2 separate regions of the Homo sapiens genome follow, and region 1 is linked to region 2. Evidence: chromatin loops called from intact Hi-C (ENCODE). Cell type or tissue: PC-9. All regions are shown on one strand. Links, peaks and the distances in the headings refer to the core of each region. The heading gives the core; the rest is flanking DNA.

Evidence for each region. Hi-C counts contacts between places; a loop is a spot of excess contacts. Peaks named below come from ENCODE experiments on the same cell type or tissue, not always from the same donor. Only the 100,000 strongest peaks of a DNase experiment are listed, where the experiment ranks them.
Region 1: it touches region 2 in a loop (9-fold over the local background); 3 of 110 quality-filtered maps call a loop at or near these places.

What each region holds. Positions count from the first base shown.
Region 1 is chr17:41,401,691-41,411,450 of GRCh38, forward strand. LOC100505782 (a long non-coding RNA gene) reads left to right here and starts at 726. Exons shown (of 3, transcript NR_040111.1): 1 at 726-818; 2 at 6,731-8,627. It also overlaps the pseudogene KRT41P. RefSeq lists an enhancer at 2,000-3,199. In PC-9, for the core only: a CTCF peak has its summit at 4,666; DNase peaks (open chromatin) are centred at 2,481 and 4,691; H3K27ac peaks cover 2,638 bases.
Region 2 is chr17:40,799,116-40,808,875 of GRCh38, forward strand. It overlaps LOC105371776 (a long non-coding RNA gene), which reads left to right and starts at 2,219. Exons shown (of 4, transcript XR_934753.2): 1 at 2,219-2,449. KRT28 (keratin 28) reads right to left here and starts at 844. Exons shown (of 8, transcript NM_181535.3): 1 at 329-844. The coding sequence starts at 778. RefSeq lists an enhancer at 1-22. In PC-9, for the core only: CTCF peaks have their summits at 4,583 (motif pointing right) and 4,783; a DNase peak (open chromatin) is centred at 4,646; H3K27ac peaks cover 488 bases.

The DNA of each region.
Region 1 (9,760 bases), core at 567-8,566, 600 kb after region 2:
TGCGGTGAGCGGAGATCACGCCATTGCACTCCAGCCTGGGCAACAAAAGCGAAACTCCATCTAAAAAAATAAAAATAAAATAAAATTTAAAAATGAGCCAGGCTTGGTAGAGCACATTTTAGTTCCAGATGCTCTGGAGGCTGAGGCAGGATGATTGCTTGAGCCCAGGAATTTGAGGTTACAGTGAGCCATGATCACACCTCGGCACTCCAGCCTGGGCGACAGCAAGACCCCATCTAAAAATTAAAAATAAATAAAAAGAAAACTGTACATGTGACATTATGGGCATTAGTCACTTGTTGAACATCTACTGTGTGCTTGGCACAGTCCCAGGGGCAGGGGACATGGTGGGGAGTGGGGGTATGTCATGTCCCTGCCCCCAGGAACTCTGAGTCCTGCTGAGCAGACAGGTCCACAGCTAGCATAATGTAATGTGATTGGGCCTTCCCCCAAAAATATCTCCTTCCCCTACCCACTCCATTTCTTCCTACACCCACCCCTGACCCAAACCCCATTCAGGGCATTCCAATCCAGCTCATGATTTTCAGCCACACGGCGAGGGGATGAAGCCATTTCAGGTTATGCACTTGATCCCAAAGAGTTTTTTGTGCTTCGCTCTCTAAGTGACTCATAAGCAGAATTCAGAGAACTGTTCTCATTAGAATCTTGTTCCCTTTAATAATCTAGTCTTCAGCCAGGCAGGGTAATGAATTGTTTTGGCATCTGGTTCTTGTTGCTTTGGAGACCACAGGAGAGGCGGTGGTGATGGCCCATCGCTTCAGCCCTGTGGCATCCCCACAGGATCCATGGGCATCAAGGTAAGTTTCAAAGCAAATGAAAGAGGCTTTTGCCAGGTGCAGCATAGGAAATCATTCCAGGGATGTGGTGTGGGCAGAAAAAGAAAAGCACCTACAGTAAATCAAGCAAATTGACAGAGGAAATAGAAAGGGGAATAAGGCTGGTGGAGGGAAACGGAGGGAGCACGCAGTCCTGCTGGTGAGTGGACACAGTTGTGCCCCCTTGAGACCAGAGAAACCTCCTGAGGGCAGAGGGCCTTGGAGACCAATGTGAATGACTGAGGCAGGTTGTATAGGATATCCAAGAACCAGGGAGGAAGGAAGGGAAAGGGAGGTTTGGATGCAATAACCAGCATCAAACGGGGGAGCCTCCAGGCAATGGCCAAAGGCCAGAAGCTGAGTCTAAAATGCTGATTGGGGACAGCACCGAGAAGGTCACCCCTAGGGAGATCCCAGACCCTAGGATACCTTTCCCGTAAAATCCATCCAGGATTTCAGAGTGGTCTGAACGTGAAGTTTTATCCACATGTACCTCCAGCAAGGCCCTCACAGTTGGGAACAGGGAAAGAGCAGGGAAAAAGAAATGAGAAGACTTGGGGTTGAGTGCGTGGAGCTGCCCCTCACCTGCTGTGAGGTGCAGAGGGGGCATTTCACCTCCCTACACCTGTACTTCTCCCACTGCACGATGGGGATTGTGATGTCTGTTCCCCTCTCTCAAGGTTGTTTGGGGCCTCCATTTGGATACAACACAAAGTACTTTAACAAGTGTTTTGTAAATGGTGAAACAATGAACATCTATAGGGATTCTGTTTCCCTCCTCCTCTTTCTCAATAGACAAGGTGGTTTTAAAATGGCAGGAAGTGAGTTGAGCTTCTTTGTCAACTCCTAGTTTATTAAAATTGCCAGAGTCCTCAAGCTTCAAGATCCTGTGAGATACTAAAGGACTTTTATTCCTTGTACCACCCTTTGTGGCATAAATTCTCAGAAACGTTTCTTCTAACATAAACATACTCATTTCCTTCAAGGAAAGGAATCAAAACAATGGGGTCATTATGATTCTATCATCCTTTTGACAAAATCTGAGACTTGGCCTCTGTAAAGCACAGTAGTTAAGAGCACAGTTGCTGGAGGCAGGCTGCTTGGATCTGAATCCTGGCTTCACCACCTAATAGCTGTGTGACCTTGGGCATGTTACTTAGCCTCTCTGAGTCTTGGCTACTTGTCTGCAAAATGAGAAAACCATAGCATTGGCTTTCTAGGATTGTTGTAATGATTAAATGAGTTTACCCATATGACTGTAGCTATAATTTAGACCAGCGCCTGGCTCATAGTAAGAGCTTGATGGATATATGGTTCTATGACAATGATGATGATGGTGAAGCTATATGATTTGATGATGATGATGATGATGATTCTGGTGATGGTGATGGTAATGATGACCTCTGTGGTTTCCAGGGAAACTCTTCACACACGACAAACACACAGATGTGCGTGCACACACACACATGTACTGTCTCATCAAAGCTAATCTTTTAATTAGAAATGAGAGAGCACTGGATGTGAACTTAAGAAACACAGGTCAATCACCCTGGGGCCCCACTGACTCACTTTATGTCACCAGCAGAATCCCTTAACCACTGAATGACTCACCTTCTCTCTCTCTCCCTTAAATGGGAAGGACAATGCTTGCCTGTGCCGTCATGGTGCAAGAATAAGTGGGTTTATTTTGTTAGACAGCTTTGAACTTGTTGGATGAAAGGAGCTATTTAAGTACAAAGGAGATGAGGGCAGCTGGGTCAGGTACTAAATTAAGACTAATCGAGATGGCTCTTCATTATTGAGAGCTTCTCTTGGGTAGGTGCCCAAGGGGTGTGTCACGTGTGCCAAAACAGTTTTACCACTTGAGAAAAAGAACAGAGGAGGGGAGGGCGTGGCAGCCTCTGACCCTTCTTGGGCTTCCTATGCTGGAAATCCCAGTGTCTCTCAAGCAGATCAGTCCTATGTACATGAGCAGTGACCAACAAGTAGGACGCTGGGCTTGAGAGCAGTTGGAGGCAGAGCAACAAGATTCTCACTTAAGCTCCCTCCAGCCTTGGGGCTCGGGACTGTGGTCACTCCAGCACCACACCGCTGTATCAGGAAGACCTGGATTAAACCAGAACCAGCTGTACTTGTAAATTTTTCAGCAAACTACAGTGATTCAGAGAATTCACAGAGGGAAAGGGAAGACCAAAACCAGCTCCTAAAGTAGATTTGGTGGTTCCACTTCAATGCCTGTGGTTTCACTGATCAATAAGACATAGAAAGCAGGGACGCACAGAGTTAGGGGGGCTACAGCCATCTCAACCAGCCCCATCAGTTCCCTAAGTGTTCCCCTCAACATCCCCATCAGTGATTCTGAAGCCTCTGCTTGTCTCCAAGGATAGGGAACTCACTGCTTCTCTTCTCTGGCCAGCTGTGATGCTGAATTCTGGAGATGTGCTGATTCTCAGCCACGGCTATCAAAATATGGAGCTTTTGATTCATGTTCTACCATCTGCAAATTCCAAGACAGACAGTTGCCATAAGGACTCACCAATGGGGGTTACTGGGGAGGTTGGATGGGTCAGCTTGTTTGGGCCTTTCTAGACTGATAGAAATAACTATCATGTAACATTTTCAGAGTTTTGCAATGTAAAAGAGAAAGGCTCTATCCTGATCTGATGGTATGAGGGATTCCTCACTGGAGGACATATCAGGACGGCAAGGCCAGCCCTTTCTGTAGAGGGTCTAGCTAGTCAAGGGCTCATTCCTCAAATAAACTTCCTAACCCAGTGTTTCTCAAACTTGAACCAACATCAGAATCACCTGCAAGTCATGCTAAAGCAGAATGCTGGTTCAGTAAGTCAGGGGTGGTGCTCAAGAATGTGCATGTCTAGCAAGTTCTCAGGTAATGCCAGTGCTACCTGCTGGCGGACCACGCTTTAAGAACCACTGTCCTAAACCTTCTCATGTTTAATTTGTTTCCCCCTCAAAGCTTCCAAAGAACGGGCTTTGGATCTGGTTCAAAGAGACTAGGTTTCAAGTCTTGACTCAGTAACCAACTGAGAATAATAACAGCTGCTTCTTCTTTGCAGGGCTGATGTGGTGCCCTGTGACACAATGTCGGCGAAGCCCCAGCCAGTGCCTTGTTCATAATGGGCATGTCATCCTAAAAGCTCAATTTAAGTTACCTGTTCTGGGGCTTCTGATTCATGTTCTACTGTCTACAAATTCCAAGCCAGACAGCTGCCAGGACTTACCAGTGGAGCTTACTGGGGAGCTTGGACGGGTCAGGTTGTTTGGGCCTTTCTAGACTGATGGCGATTACCATCAGTTAATATTTTCAGAGTTTTGCAACGGTCTGTGGTGCCGCAGATTTGAGCTCTTCCTTTACACAAGGACCAGGTGGCTTATCCAGATAAAAGGGAAATTTTACTTAGCGTCTATATTTTAAAAGCTCTATCTGTAAATCTGTCTCCAAATACACTTGGTGAGGTCCAAGGTTGGGTATCTCTCCTCTGTGCCACTTTGCCGCAGTCCCATTTTTAACTCTAGCCTTCACTGGCTTTGCCATCTCCCAGAACCACTCTGGCGAGCCAGCCACAACCCCCGTCTACAGAAGCATGTGGCTCAAGGAGTTCCCAGCAAGGCTCTCAGCATGGGACGGAGATGCTGAGGCTGGACTGCACTGGGCTCATTCTGCTGCAGAAGCGAAGTTTAATAGCAAAATAAAAACAAAAGTGCCTGCCCCATCTCAGAGAGATCAGGAGGCAACAGAAGAGAGAAAATGGAGCACTTGGGACACCTTGAGGGGAAGAAACAAATCCAGCCATAGGGGCTGAGCTGCTGGATTCAAACACCTATCCACAGAGTGGCACTGTCTCTCTTCAGTCTCCTGCCTGGCTGGCCAGGGAGGCAAGGCCCAGGTTAGCAGGCCTGCAGAGCAAAGCCTAACGAGCTGAAGACACCTCCCCTTTCCCAGCACCTCGGGCTGAGGAGTGTGTCAGTATCCAGTTGATGAGCAGGGCCCATGGGTGGCCCGGGAGCAGGGGGCGCAGGCTGCAGGGGCTGGACTAGGAGTGCTGAAGGCTGGGGTTGCACACGGGTTGCAGGGAAATCTGCATAGAGAAAAAAGGTGTTTGAAACATTGGCATGAGAAGTATGTGAAAGACAAAAGTATATTATAGACACTTTAGAATTAAAGTGCAAAAGAGGACCTTAGACCTTAGAGGTCCCTCTAAGCCTGAAAGGGGCAATGACGTGCCCACAGTCCACAGTGGAGCTGGGGCCAGAACTCAGTGTACCTGTGTGCCAGGCCAGGGTCACGTCCCATATGGAAGGAACACAGCAGAGAGAAAGGCAGAAAGGCCAGAGGAACAAGAATGGTCCAGATGTCAGCCACTGATTCCATTTAAACACAGCCCCTCATAGTGTTCCTTAGTGCTTAAAGGGGTATATCAGCCCTCTGATGCTTTTCACAGGGCTATTGTGGAACTAAAATGAAAGAGTCAGTGCACATGCCCTTAGCAATACTTTAAATGCTATGAGCACAAAGAATACTCGTTATTGGAATACTTCTCCTGGAGAGAATTTAGCAAAACCTGAATGTGCTGGGCATTCAGTATTTTAGCCCTCTATGGGAGTAGCCAGCAACTGGGAGCACAACGTGGTCAGCAAAACAAATGCCATGACCTGAAAACTCCTGTACACCCTCACCTACGCCTAGGCAGGCATTAGCTCACCAGGCCTAGTGGTAGCAAGTTTGTCTCCAAAGATGGGATCTGCAATGCCACCCCCACCTGGCCTCCAGAGCTCCTTTTAGGTCATTCCCAAGAGAAGTTATCTGTTTTTGCACACGGTGTTGACATAGACAACAGGGTACGTACTTGCAGTCCTCACTCTCCAGAAGGTTCCGGTATGTGGCAATCTCATTCTGCAGCCGGGCCTTCACATCCAGCAGCACCTGGTACTCCTGGTTCTGCCGCTCCAGGTCAGCCCGGATCTCAGACAGCTGTTCCTCCACATTGTTGATGAGGCTCTGCATCTGGGCCAGCTCTGTGCGGTAGCGGTCCTCGGCTTCACACAGGGAGTTCTGTAGACAGTCCTTCTATAATATCAAAGAAAGGAGGAAGCAAGTTAAAAATCATGGATCTCCAACCTCTTAAGATTGTGACACCCCAAGACATTGCCAGGTCCAGAGAGCAATCTAACTCCCTTTAGCTGTCTTCAGCCAGAATAACTAACACACTTCATGGTAGACCTTTAAGATCAGAGCCCTCTGACCTAAGTTAATGTTGATTCACTCAGCATCCACATCTACAGGGAAGTGCTTCCAAAAGAGTTGAAACCAAGGTTTAAGCTGAGTCCGTGGTTGGTATTCGAGGCCTGTACTGACCCCAGAGAGCTACTCATGGGTAGTGGGAGCCAAGCTGGGTCTCCCATGCGTGCAGAGGGACTCACCAGTGTGTGCTGAGCCTGAAGCTCCACCTCCAGGGCGTTCACCGAGCGTCTCAACTCCAGGATCTCTGACTGGCAGCACTGCAGCTCCTCAGAGCAGGACATGGCCTGCAGGCTGATGCCTTCAGACTGGAGCATAGAGAAACATGGTCACCTACCTGCCCAGATGGAGGCCAATCCCCACTGCTTAGCAGTCCCCCTCACCTGGGCTTGGAACCACTGCTCCACATCCTGGCGATTGGTCTCCACCATGGCCTCGTACTGGCCTCACGTCTCCCCCAGAACTCTACTCAGGTCAATGGTGGGCTCAATGTCCAGCTCTATCCGGAGCTTGTCTCCCAGCTGACCCCTTAGAGTGTGGGCTTCCTGTAGGCATCAGAGGAGTATGACCCGCCTGCAGGGCCCCCAACTGCCCTTCACCCAAACTCTCAACTCCCACTTTCCATCCTCCCCAGTAATTTCCCTGTGCTCCTCTGAAGATAAACCGCTGCCTGCACCAGCCTAGCAGCTTCCAGAAGCTGTGGATGAGAAGCAATCTCCCACCAAAAGCCAGAGCTCACCTGCAAAGCTTCAATCCCAAGCAGAAGGAAGCCTCCGTTTTTTCCCCCCAGATGAGCCTGAATTCACCTCCAGAAAGTCTCAATGCATCACACCAAGGGTCACACACCTGCTCATGGTTCTTCTTGAGGCAAAGCAGCTCCTCCTTCAGGGACTCCAGCTGGGCCTCCAGGTCACACTTGGCGAGGGTGAGGTTGTCTAGCACCCTGCGCAGGCCACAGATGTCAGCCTCCACCAGCTGTTGCAGCGAGCGCTCTCTCTCGTACCTGTAACAGGGAAAGTGCAGGAGTGACAGTTAGAGGGCAGGAAGGGGCACCAGGACATGACTCCCAGCTCGCAGCTGTAAGTCCACTGGCCTGCCCTTTGCCATCTAATTGTGAGTTGGCTTATCCTGTGTAGTGTGCTCAAAGCCCAGAAAGCAACAGGATGTTCCCCACTCAGTCAATACTAAGCACCTGAGATGAACCAAGGGGAGCAGCTGGTACTGAGGATACTGTGATGGACACACAGCCAGCACCTGCCTTTACACACAATGGCCCAAAAGGGAGGTGGCAAAGTAACCAGGCATTTGCAACACAGTGCAATCACTGCAGGCCCCTCTCTACAAGCCCCATACCCAAAGGGACCCTGGATTCCCTATTAGAGTAAAAGCCACATTGCCAGCATGAGAGGAAGGAAATGGCTTTCTTTAGCTCTAGAAGAGTGAGACTTGCACAGTGCCCCGAAGAAAGATGATAAAACACAATGCCCTTCCAGCACCCAGGGTAGACCCTCCTCAGGTGGTGTCAACCCTTTGACTTTCACATGTTTTCATCTTAGGCTATGGAGCATGATTTCTGCTATGAATTATCAGCACTCACAAATTAATCAAGCTGCAGCACAGAAACATATCCTTATTAAGGCAACAGTTTCACAGGAAATTGCTTCAAGAAAGGAAAATTTGGTACAAAATTTAAGGCCAAGTCCCAGCTCTGCCACTCGGTACCCACATGGCTTCTGGCAAGTCACACCAGCACCCCAAGCCTCAGGGTCCCCACCTGTGGAGGAGATTCTATCCCTGCCCGCCTGCTTCACAAGTTGCTTACCAGGTGGATGATGCATTCTAGCACATGTTGTAAACTGTTAATGCTAAACCACTGGAGAGCGGATAGTTTTTCAGGATCTTGAGCTTAATGCCCTTTGTTCTCTTCTGCTATAACTACTGGGTTGGGGTCTGGGTCAATGACATCCGATGCCACATGAGACAGAAGCAGCCAACTTGGCATTGTCCCATCCCCATCCAACCCCAACTCTCACTTGGCTCCTTCCCATCCCTGTCCAACCCCAACTCACTTGGTCCTGAAGTCATCTGCAGCCAATTTGGCATTGTCTATTTGCACAACCAGCCTATTGTTCTCCGATTTGGTGCACAGAATCTGGGGTAAGAAAGTAGGCTCAGTAAGTGACTTACTGATCCCAGAGACACCTATAGCCTCAGGTGAGAGGAAGTTTTATTGGCTGAAGTTGAACCTACAGCATCCGCCTGGACAACACAAACTCCCAAACGTGCAAGAGATGCTTTTGTGGTGTGGGAAGGAAGATGTGCAAGAGACTTCTTGGAAAAGGATGAAGACATAGAGTCAAAGGAACCAGGAGATGGAAGACAGTAGCAAACTGAACATATAACAAAGACTTGCTTTCATTTTGCCAGATATGATGCTTAGCCCAATATAAATAAGAAGATCTGGCCGGACGCAGTGGCTCATGCCTGTAATCCCCGCACTTTGGGAGACCAAGGCAGATGGATCACCTGAGGTCAGGAGTTCAAGACCAGCCTGGGCAACATGGTGAAACACCATCTCTACTAAAAATATAAAAGTTAGCTAGGAGTGGTGGCGCACACTTGTAATCCCAGCTACTCAGGAAGCTGAGACATGAGAATCACTTGAACCTGGGAGGCAGAGTTTGCAGTGAGCTGAGATTGCACCACTGCACTCCAGCCTGGGTGACAGAGCGAGACTTTGTCTCAAAAAAAAAAAAAAAAAAACTAGGCCACAGAACAGAGGACTGGCTATGAATGTTTTAGATAAAGTAGGATCTGTTCTAAAGAAGATCTTTCCTCTGGTTGTCCAACCTCCCCACAGGTCTTCTCTGAATCTAGCCAGGTTTCTGTAACCCCTATTTTGACATTCCTTGTCTTCTTGTCTCCAAAACTAAGATGTAGGCTCTTCAGAAGCTTTAACTGGATAATCAAAGGTGACAATAGATATGCATAAGAGGTTGATGCTGTTGTGTGGATAGACACTGCCTTGGCAAGGATGTTAGGAAATATTCCTTTTGCCCTGTTTACTGCACCAGAAGTTTCAGTATACTGCAACTTTCATAAACTCAGCACGGTTTTTGCATGGTTTTCATGAAAATAGCATGATTTTTGTGACTACGATTTAGGAATTTTATGTGCTGAAGTTAAGTAAGCATGAACTCAGAATCCTAGAGTGATAAATTCTACATCTCATCCTTTACAAATTCCCATTCACCTTCACTCAAGAGATTCTCTTCCCACATTAAAAGAAAAAAAAAATCCACTGCTGACCCAGGGTCAGTAATCTTTTTTTGTAAAGGGTCAGATAGTAAATACTTTAGGCTTTGCAGACCCTACAGTCTCCATTACAATGACTGAACTCTGCCACTGTAGTACAAAAGCAGCTGCAGACAACATACAAATGCATGAGCATGGCCATGAACCAATAAAACTTTATTTGCAAAAGCAGGTGGTGGGCCGGATTTGGCCGACAGGCAGTAAGCAGATTCCTGACCCCTGATCTGGTGCACCGCAAACCTCACCTTCTGCTGGAGCTCCTGGATGGTGCAGAAGTAGGACTGGTAGTTTCGGCACACGCTGGACTCGTGGCACTTGCTCCTCTCATGGAGTTTGGTCTCCAGTTCTG
Region 2 (9,760 bases), core at 937-8,936:
AATAATCAAAATGTTTCAAGTTTAACTTTTAAAAATTAAAGACATGGTTTTATTTATTCTCATATATTCCCCTAAATTTAGAACTACAATACTTTTTTATTCATATGCCTATGAATGTACTTCAACATAAACAATGGAACTAATAACATTTTAACTACATTAAAATTCATGAATCAAAGGGCCCATTTTTGAATAGTAGGAAGAATTGTTTATCTAAATAAATAAATACAAGTTATAACAGTCATGAAGCATTTCTTATTGTATGTCTTTTGTTAGGTATTTCTTAGTTTTAAATACTTGGGTTAGTTCCAAATCTGTGATTTCTCACCTTATTCTTAAGATCCTCAATTGTTAGGTGATATCTGCTATAGTCATGATCAAGTCCACGGCAAGATCCAGGTCCGTATTTTTCATACCAACCCTTGATTTTTCTCTCTAATTCAGCATTTGCCTCCTCCAGAGCTCGCACATTATCCAGGTAGGATGCCAAGCGGTCATTAAGATTTTGCATGGTCACCTTCTCATTTCCAGAGAGGAGTCCCCCTTCGCTTCCAGCAAAGCCAATACAAGCAGCATTTCCAAGGGCACCACCAGCATGGCTCCCACCAGGAACACTGCCCAAGCCCCCTCCCAAGGCACAGGAAAATTCACTTCCAGCAACAGAGCCACCACATGCACTGCTGCCTGCAAAGCCTGCACCTCCATTGAGGGGTCTGACAGATCCAGCTCCAGACCTTAAGCAAACATGCCTGGATCCATTAGAAAATTGGAGAGACATGGTGTTTTGAGAAATGTTCACCTTGTCTATGCAAAACTGTAATGTCCCAAGAGAACAGAATATCATGCACTGATAATTTCTTTGGGTTTTTATATATCATTATTGGGGCGTTCCTATTTGAGTTATACATGCCAAAAGCAAAATGGCATCACTTAGATTAGCATAAAATTATGTATAATTGGGTGATTTTAAAAATAATTAATGTCTAACATCCCTCGGTGTTGCTTTGGGCTATTTCTTATCTTAAATATAATAGGGTTTGTTCTATATTAAGTTTATTAATTTAACTTCTAATTTTGAGTGAGTAATCCTTTCCTTTCATCTAGACCCTAGGCATATACTGTCATTATCTGGCGCCAGGTATTATCAAATTTTTTATAAAGTTAAGTAAGATTATGATAGAGTTCTGTGAGGTACAGTAGGGTCTCAATTACCATGGAGGGGTATAAAGGACTGCTAATTACAGAAACAGATATTTTATCCCACCAGAAAAAAATGTGTTATTTAGAAAACAGAGGCTAGTGACATCTCTGTTCTTACCATGATTATAACATCTATTTATTATCTTGGACAATGACACAAATATTGACCTATTATTTTGTTTAAAATAGCATGGTTATGATGTTTGGTGCTCTATGCTAAGTGCTAAAATGAAAGACATAGTGTTAACTAAATGCAGAAGTGAAAAATGCGTGATTACAATCTTTAAGAAATCTATTGTCAGGTCCAGACAGGGGCTGGATCATGGTTAGCTTTCTGTGCTGGTCTAAAGAGTTTGTAATGAATCCTAAGTAAAAAGCAGAGGGCAAAATGATCAGGTTGAAATGAAACAAGGTGGTCAATTACAAGGTTGGAATAATGGTCCAGGTGAGAAGGATGAAGGCAGTGGGGATGCAGAGAAGATGGCTTTGAGAGCATATGGTAATATGATTGAATTTGGAGAGTAGGGAATAAGGCAGAATTGGGGATAACTCTTAGGTAATTAATTTTAGATTCTGGGAACTCATAATATTCACTGAGATGGGGAATAGAGGAGGAGGAAGACACTGAGTTTAGGTTTGGACCAACTGGATTTGAGGGGTTGCCAGAATGTTCCAGATGAAGGTGACTGATAGCAAGAATGACTGTTTAGAATATGTATACTGAACTGGAAAAATACTTGACTAGCAATGAGTAAAAGAAAATTGGAGGGTCCAGCTCTCATTTATAATGATGTTCAACTGCATATTTGGAAGTAATCCTGGTGCAGGAATAGAAAGGATGATGATCAGATTGATGTGGGTTTTGGGATTTGAAGACAGGTCCAGAAGAAGGAAATAGTGGCAAAGAAATTTCTGGTGTTCTTGAGAAAACAATTGAGGCGATTGACTGTATGATCATATAGCAAGAAGAAAGTAAAACCAGAGGGACAGATGGACTGAAGAAAAGGGCAGAGGGTGAGTCATTGGGTATCCTTATGAGGTCATGGAGCAGGCGGAGTGTGAGGAGGAGATTGATAAAGGTGAAGGATGACAGGCTAAAATTGGATAGTGGAAACCAGAATTTAGAATTTTAAAGTAGGCACAACTCCAGGTGTCACCAAAGTCCACAGAGTAGTCATGGGAGTGGACCAACAGTCACTGGAACAAGAAGTCAGAAGTGGATTGGACCTGAAAGGCAAGAGAGTAGGAGGTCAGGAACTATCTGTCTGTGACATTAAATGTACCATCTATAAAGGCGTGAAGTTTCTCATGATGGCAGGAGACAGGAGGGAAGTGGGCTGTGAGCCATTGTCAAGGTTTTTGGATGATGAGGCAGAGGGGAGTGTATGTGGTGAGGGGCCATTGGATGGCATTTGCCTCAAAAGAGGAGTCTTAGCATAAGAATTAAGTGGCACAAAGCTAGATGTGGCATTGGGGATCTAGAGAACACAGACTCTGCCTTGAAGTCCTTATGTTAGGTGTGTGGAAGTGGGAGCAGAAGAGGAGATGGAAGTGAAGAAGGAGGATGGAGAGGAGATGACAAGAAAAGATGTGGGAGAAAATGAGAGGAAAAGATGTGGGAGAAAATGAGAGGAAAGGGGAGAGAGATGGGAATGGAGATCGAGGATGAAGGATAAGTTTCTGATAGAAAAAGTTGTTAGGACAATTCAGCAGAAAGTGGTTAATGCTATTAAAGAATCATTTCAGTTGAACTATTTTGCAGAGAGGTCTGCAGAAAAGGTTCATGTAATTGTCAAAGTGTGGGTAAAAAGAGTTTCCACCTCATAAGCTTGTTGAAAAACTAAATGAGATCATGCTTAGTGCGGTGCCTGGCAAATGGAAAACTGTCAATGAATGGAAGCCATTATTATTACTATTGGTGTTGTTCCTAACTGGGTGTGTGAGTGTGGAGGGCTGGGACATCAGGCTGGAAGGGAAGGAGAGGTGACCAAGGAGAAGCCTCCTTCCTCTTGAGGCCATGGCTGTGGAGGGTGGGGATGAAGAGGGTTGGCAGGGCAGGAAAAAGGAGGGACAAGGGACAGGAGACACTTGGTTGGACGTGACTGGTTTTGAGTCCACTTGGTTGGATTTGACTGGGTTCAGGGAGTGATGACAAGTATAAAATTGTTTTGCCACCAGAATAGTCAGGGGTGGTCTCCTGGAATTGCCTTGGCCTAAACAGTCTGGAGCCTGATTAGCTGGTGCTGAGGGTGGCTCGCGTGTGGCCTCTAAGATGCATTTTCTGGACAAAGTTGTAGGATATTTTTAGAGTTGCAAAGAGCCTTAGACATCACCTAATTTAGCCCCTTATTTGGCAGTTCAGGGCAACTGAGACTCAGAAATGTTGAACAATTTGCTCAGAGCTGTGAGGGATAGGCCAGGTGAAAACGTGGCATATGTTCAAGTTGACCTTGGTATTCTGGCACCGTGAATATATTTAGACATAAGTAATTACTCTATGATGCATGCTCATACAAATACTTTATATGTTGCCATTTGTAGTCTTTTTTTAAACATTGGCAACCTCTTTAATATCTAGAGACTAGATATTATAAAATTAGGACTCACTTGTCCAGTATGTACACAATATACACAGTATAACAAAGTTAAATAAAACGCATGTAACACATAGGGAAATATATAAGCTGAAATTTTCTAGCATACACCATCCATAGTCTTAACACGCGTGAGTTGTAAAATGATTCTAATTGAATTGCTGAGATTTAGCTATAAGGAATTAGAATATGAAAATGTATAAAGAATTGCAAATCTCTCATTTATTACTAAACTCCAAATAATAATTAGACAACTCATTGGTGTAACGTGTCTGTATCCTTTATAAGTAAGTAAAATGTTTCCAAAAGGCCATTTTACAACAAGAAAAGAAACAACAATGCATTGCATACTTGAAAATTGCTAAGAGAGTAGAATTTAAGTGTTTTCACCACAAAAGATGATACAGATATGGGGTGATGTGTGGGTTAATTACTTTGACTGAGCCATTCCACAATGTACACGTATTTTCTTTTTGTCTTTTTTTTAACTTTTCTTAATCAAAAGAAAACTGGGTTTTTTTCCTTTAAAAATGTATACATATTTTAAAACATCACCCTGGGTTTTTTTTTGTTTTCTTTAAAAAGTACATATATTTTAAAGCATCATGTTGTACAACATAAATATACACAATTATAATTTGTTAATTTAAAAAACACATGAAAACAACAAAAAGAAAAAATGACAAACTATTTCTTTAAAAAGTATATGCTTAAATAAGCGGATTCTCCTTTTCAGCCAGCGTCTGTCATTAGGATCCTGACCATCCCAGTTGCCGGGCACGCTCACCCTTCTCCTTCCACCAGGGGGCAGGGCTCGTTTACATATGGATTTCGCCGCGCAGATGCCAGGGGCGGAACCTCCTCTCCAGCCTGGGTCCCTGCTGTCCTCAGGTGGAAATGATTAAACCTCTGCAAACAAGCAGCTTCAGCATTTAATTTTGTGAAGTTACAGAGTGTGATAAGTACAAAGACACGATGGCCTTACATTGATATGCTGCTTTACAGCTTCCAAAGGGATTTCTTGTATATGATCTCATTTGAACCTTATAATGAAGGTGGGAATTAGGAAGAGAGAGGTTTTCTTTCCCTGTTTTAAAGATAAGGAAACAGAGGAACCATTCAAGGATACACAGTGTGAAACGGGATGGACAAGGCCCAGAACGCGCCTTGTGTCTCAGTGAGGTGGTCCTTTCAGTTCATAATTATCTTAAGGTCAGGTAGAGAAATGAAAACCAAACAATGCAAAAATCTGTCTTTAATGTCTTTAATTTGTCTTCTTACAAATTCTTTGCAGAATTTCGAATTAATAGCAAAATAAAATTTTTGGCTACAGTTCTGCTATCAGGTGTCATTCATTCATTCACTCATTTGTTCAGTCAAGAAATATTTAGTGATCACCTATTTTTTTAAAACGTTTATTTTAGGTTCAGGGATACATGTGCAGGTTTGTTATACAGGTAAACTCATATCATGGGGATTTGCTGTGCAGATTATTTTGTCATCCAAGTACTAAGCCTAGTGACCAGTACTTTTTTTTTTTTGATCTAGTGAACACCTATTATGTGCCAGGCATTGCATTAGTGGCAGGTGGTACCAAGGGGAAGAAAATAGAGGCCTTCTCAACTCTCATGGAACTTATTGTTTATTGGGGAGTTGAGCCTTAAGCAAATAAGCATAAAATTACAAATTGCTGTAAAAATTAGGGAAGGAAGGAATATGGAACTATTAGGGGAGGACCTAATTTAGATTAAAGCAATCCTTTTGAAGAAATGACATTAAGCAGACACTGGAAAGATGAGAAAGAGATTGCTAGGCAAGGGGGTGGGCGAAGAGGCATTTTGGGAGGGGAAGAAAATATAAATAAAATAAAGTTTTTTTCTTTTAGCTTGAGAAGAGAAGGGTATGGTGCCTTCAAGGAACTGGAAGAAAACCATTATTGCTGGTGGTGAGTGTGCAGGGAGAGAGGACTGCAGAGGGCTGCCCATGAAGAGATTTATTGGACCAGGCTAGGGATTTTGAATTTGAACCCAAGCATAAAGGGAAGCCATTGAGAAGTTTAAGTAGATGAGTGATGGAGAATGGATGGGAGGGGAGTGAGAGTGTGTCGGGGGAAACCATTACAAAGCCAGTTGCAGTAATTCAGATGAGCCAGGGTAGTTAAGATAGAAGTGGATGGAATTGGGATAATTTTGGAGAATGTCTTTATTGCACCTGGTAATACATAGCTGTGGTAAGGATGGGGAGGACAGGAATAGAGAAGAATTAAAGATGATTCTTGAGATAGGCAAAATAATGGCCCTACCAAAGGTGTCCACGTCCTAACCCCCAGAACCTGTGAATACATTACCTTCCATGGCAAAAGAAACGTTACAGATGTGATTAAATTAAAGATATTAAGATGGGGAGATTATCCTGGATTATCTGGGTGGACCCAATATAATCATAAGGGTCCTTAGAAGGAGGAAGGAGTGTCAGAGTCAGAAAAGGCAATGGGATAGTGGAAGCAGAGACGGAGATTGGAAGATGCTATGCTGCTGTCTTTGAAGATGAAGGATGGGGCCATGAGCCAAGACATGCATGTGGCTTCTAGAAGCTAGAAAAGGCAAAGAAATTGATTGTTTCCAAATGGTGAGTGATGGTGCTAGCATTTGCAGCTATGGTTGTTTCTACTGTGTTGTGCTGTCTTCTGGGATTATGTCACCAACTATCAATACCCTACTACCGATGTTGATCAGAAATAAAGATTCTGGGCTGGGTGCTGTGGCTCATGCCTGTAATCCCAGCACTTTGGGAGGCTGAGGTGAGTGGATCACTTGAGGTCAGGAATTTGAGACCAGCCTGGCCAACATGGCAAAACGCTGTCTTTACCAAAAATACAAAAATTAGCTGGGGGTGGCCACGTGTACCTGTAATCCCAGCTACTCAAGAGGCTGAGTTGTGAAAATCACTTGAACCCCGGATTTGGAGGTTGTAGTGTGCCAAGATCATGCCACTGCACTCCAGCCTGGGTAACAGAGTGAGACTATCATCTCAAAAAAAAAATTAGCGAGGCATGGTGGCATGCATCTGTGGTGTCAGCTATTCGGGAGATGAGATAGGAGGATTTCTCGAGCCCAGCAGGTAGAGGCTGCAGTGAGCTGTGGCAACAGAGTGAGACTTTACCTCAAAAACAAATAACAGCAACAACAACAAAGAAATAAAGATTCTGTAGAGATATCACATGGATCACAGTTTTGAAGTTGGGTACCTCAGTGTAGTATTTGTAACTACGCCCCCAGTTGTTCTATAATGCTCTTCCCAACCTTTTGAAATATTTAATTTCTACCATCCACCAAGGCTCAGTTCAAGAGCCACATCTTCTAGCAAACCTTCCCTGACATTCCATTCTGATTTGGATGTCACGGTGCCTTGTCCATGGTCCTTAGCCCCCGACATGTACATTTTCTATGGCATGTATCACAGGGAATGGCTATGTCTTAACTTATTATCTCCATGGCCTAGCACATTGCCTGCCTCAATGATATTTGTTGAATGAATGAATGAATGTATCCCACCCACTGAATTAAAGTCTCAGGGACTCCAAATCCCTACCCTCCTCCTGGCAAGGTGCTGGGGATGATTGTTCTGAAAAGAGCTGGTGCACCAAGCCCTTGATGTAGTTCAGCAGCTTCATCCGTTGTCGGACACAGCTGTTTCTGCTACACCATTCCTCTGCTCTGTTCATGGTGGTGAGGGGTTTTTTTTGCACCAGCATTTGCAGCTTTTATGAAGCTCCCATAGGTAACTGTTTATTTCAGCCCTTCTCTTGGTTCCTGAGAAAGAGGGGAACAAATAGCACCAGTGAGTGAATTGGAAAGCATTTGAGTGACACTACCCAGATTTGCACCTAGAAGTGTCGTCACTGGTTATGATCCAGTGTCTCAAGCCCCTAAATTACCCGCTGTGGGGGAAGTTGCTATTATTGGGGGCAGTCTTTAACGGAGTTTAGGTGTTTACCATGAAGAAAGTCATGAAGATGGAGAGCTAGAAAAGTTCCTAGCACTTGGGAGAGCCTGGATGGCATGAATTATTTTTTCCATTTTTTTAAACCCCAGCATCCCTGGATTTGCCTTGGGAGGTCTTGTAGTCCATGGACTCACTTGTAGGTGACTCACTGATTTTGTCACTGGCTTAACCAATATTTATTGAGCCTCAGCTTGTGTGTTGAGAATTGTGCTAGGTGTGGGTTTACAGCTACCTATGAGTAAGGCAGACAGACCTAACCTTGCTGAGATTAAAATCTAATTTACAAAAGGACTACCCAAGGTGTTACCAGGGACATGCTGACAAGATTTTTTCCTACGCTCTGTCGTCCAGGCTAGGGTACAGTGGCACAATCTCGGCTGACTGCAACCTCCACCTCCTAGGTTCAAGGGATTCTCATGCCTCATCCTCCTGAGTAGTTGGGGTTACAGGCACATGCCACCACGCCTGGCTAAATTTTGTGTTTTTTAGTAGAGATGGGGTTTCACCATGTTGCCCAGGCTGGTCTTGAACTCCTCCCCTCATGTGATCTGCTCACCTTGGCCTCCCAAAGTGCTGGGATTACAGGCGTGAGCCACTGTATCTGGCCGCTGTAGAGATTCTTGATACACCAGGAATGAAAGCCTAGTCCTCAATCTCTGTGCAAGGGGTACTGCTGCTGAGGGCATATTTTGGAAGTGTGTGTGTCTATGTGTGAATGTGTACACATGTGGTCATCATAATGATAGGGGTTGTTGCTGGCATTTGGGGTCGGGGAGGGATGCCAGACATAATGAAATGCATGATACAGTCCTGGACATCAAGGAATTGTCCTGTGTTCCACATGACTTTTGAACCATGAGCTATTCATGAAAGTGAAAAACCTGTTTATAATTACCTGAATCTGGAAACGAGTTCTAAGTTATGTAAAAACACAAAGTTTTTTTTTGTGTGTGTGCAAAGTTGTAACTGAATTTTTTTAGGAATGTAATTGCTGTATAAATCAAGGAAGATTGTACTTAAGCTTATTTTGCCCAGAATTTGATCAAGGGTTGTTTAAAAAATCCCATCACCAACAACATTGCTGCTCATTGTATTTAAGTCAGTGATGTGCCCACGTTTATCAGTCTCTCTTCATTTGTACCTTTTTGCATTCTCGCTGGTTTTGCATATAGATGCAATCATTTGACTACTTCATTACATCTTCTGGTACAATCATACTCGAACATTTCCATATTGAAATGCAAATAATTTTATTACAAGTTATCTTTCCTTCTGTTTTTCTTTTACATCTATCATTAACCTTTCTACACACTATAGATTATAATCATAGATAATATAAACTTCCCATGCATAGTTTCTTTATCTTCTTTTCTTTTTTTTTCTTTGAGACGGAGTCTTGCTCTTGTTGCCCAGACTGGAGTGCAATGGTGTGCTCTCAGCTCAGTGAAACCTCCGCCTCCCGGGTTCAAGCAATTCTCCTGCCTCAGCCTCCTGAGTAGCTGGGATTACAGGCATGTGCCACCACACCTGGCTAATTTTTATATTTTTGGTGGAGATGGGGTTTCACCATGTTGGCCAGGCTGGTCTCAAACTCCTGACCTCATGGTCTGCCCGCCTCAGCCTCCCAAAGTGCTGGGATTACAGGTGTGAGCCACCATGCCCGGCCAGTTTCTATATATGATATATAAAAATGTATATATGAAACACAGAAGTGATAAGTATATGTTTTGTACATGTGATATTTATAGTACCCACCCCTGCTCCTCCTCCGTATACTAGGATAAACTGTGTGTTGGAAGGATATATTACCTATGAATTTCATTTCTCAATAGTAAAGGGGGTGAATCAAAATATTTGCTATAAAAAAGGAATGTAAGTCAGAACTACTGGCAAAATATAGGAAGGAGCAGGGCTAAGCACTACAGAGCACTGGTCTCCAAGTAAAGTATGTACTTTTAGGA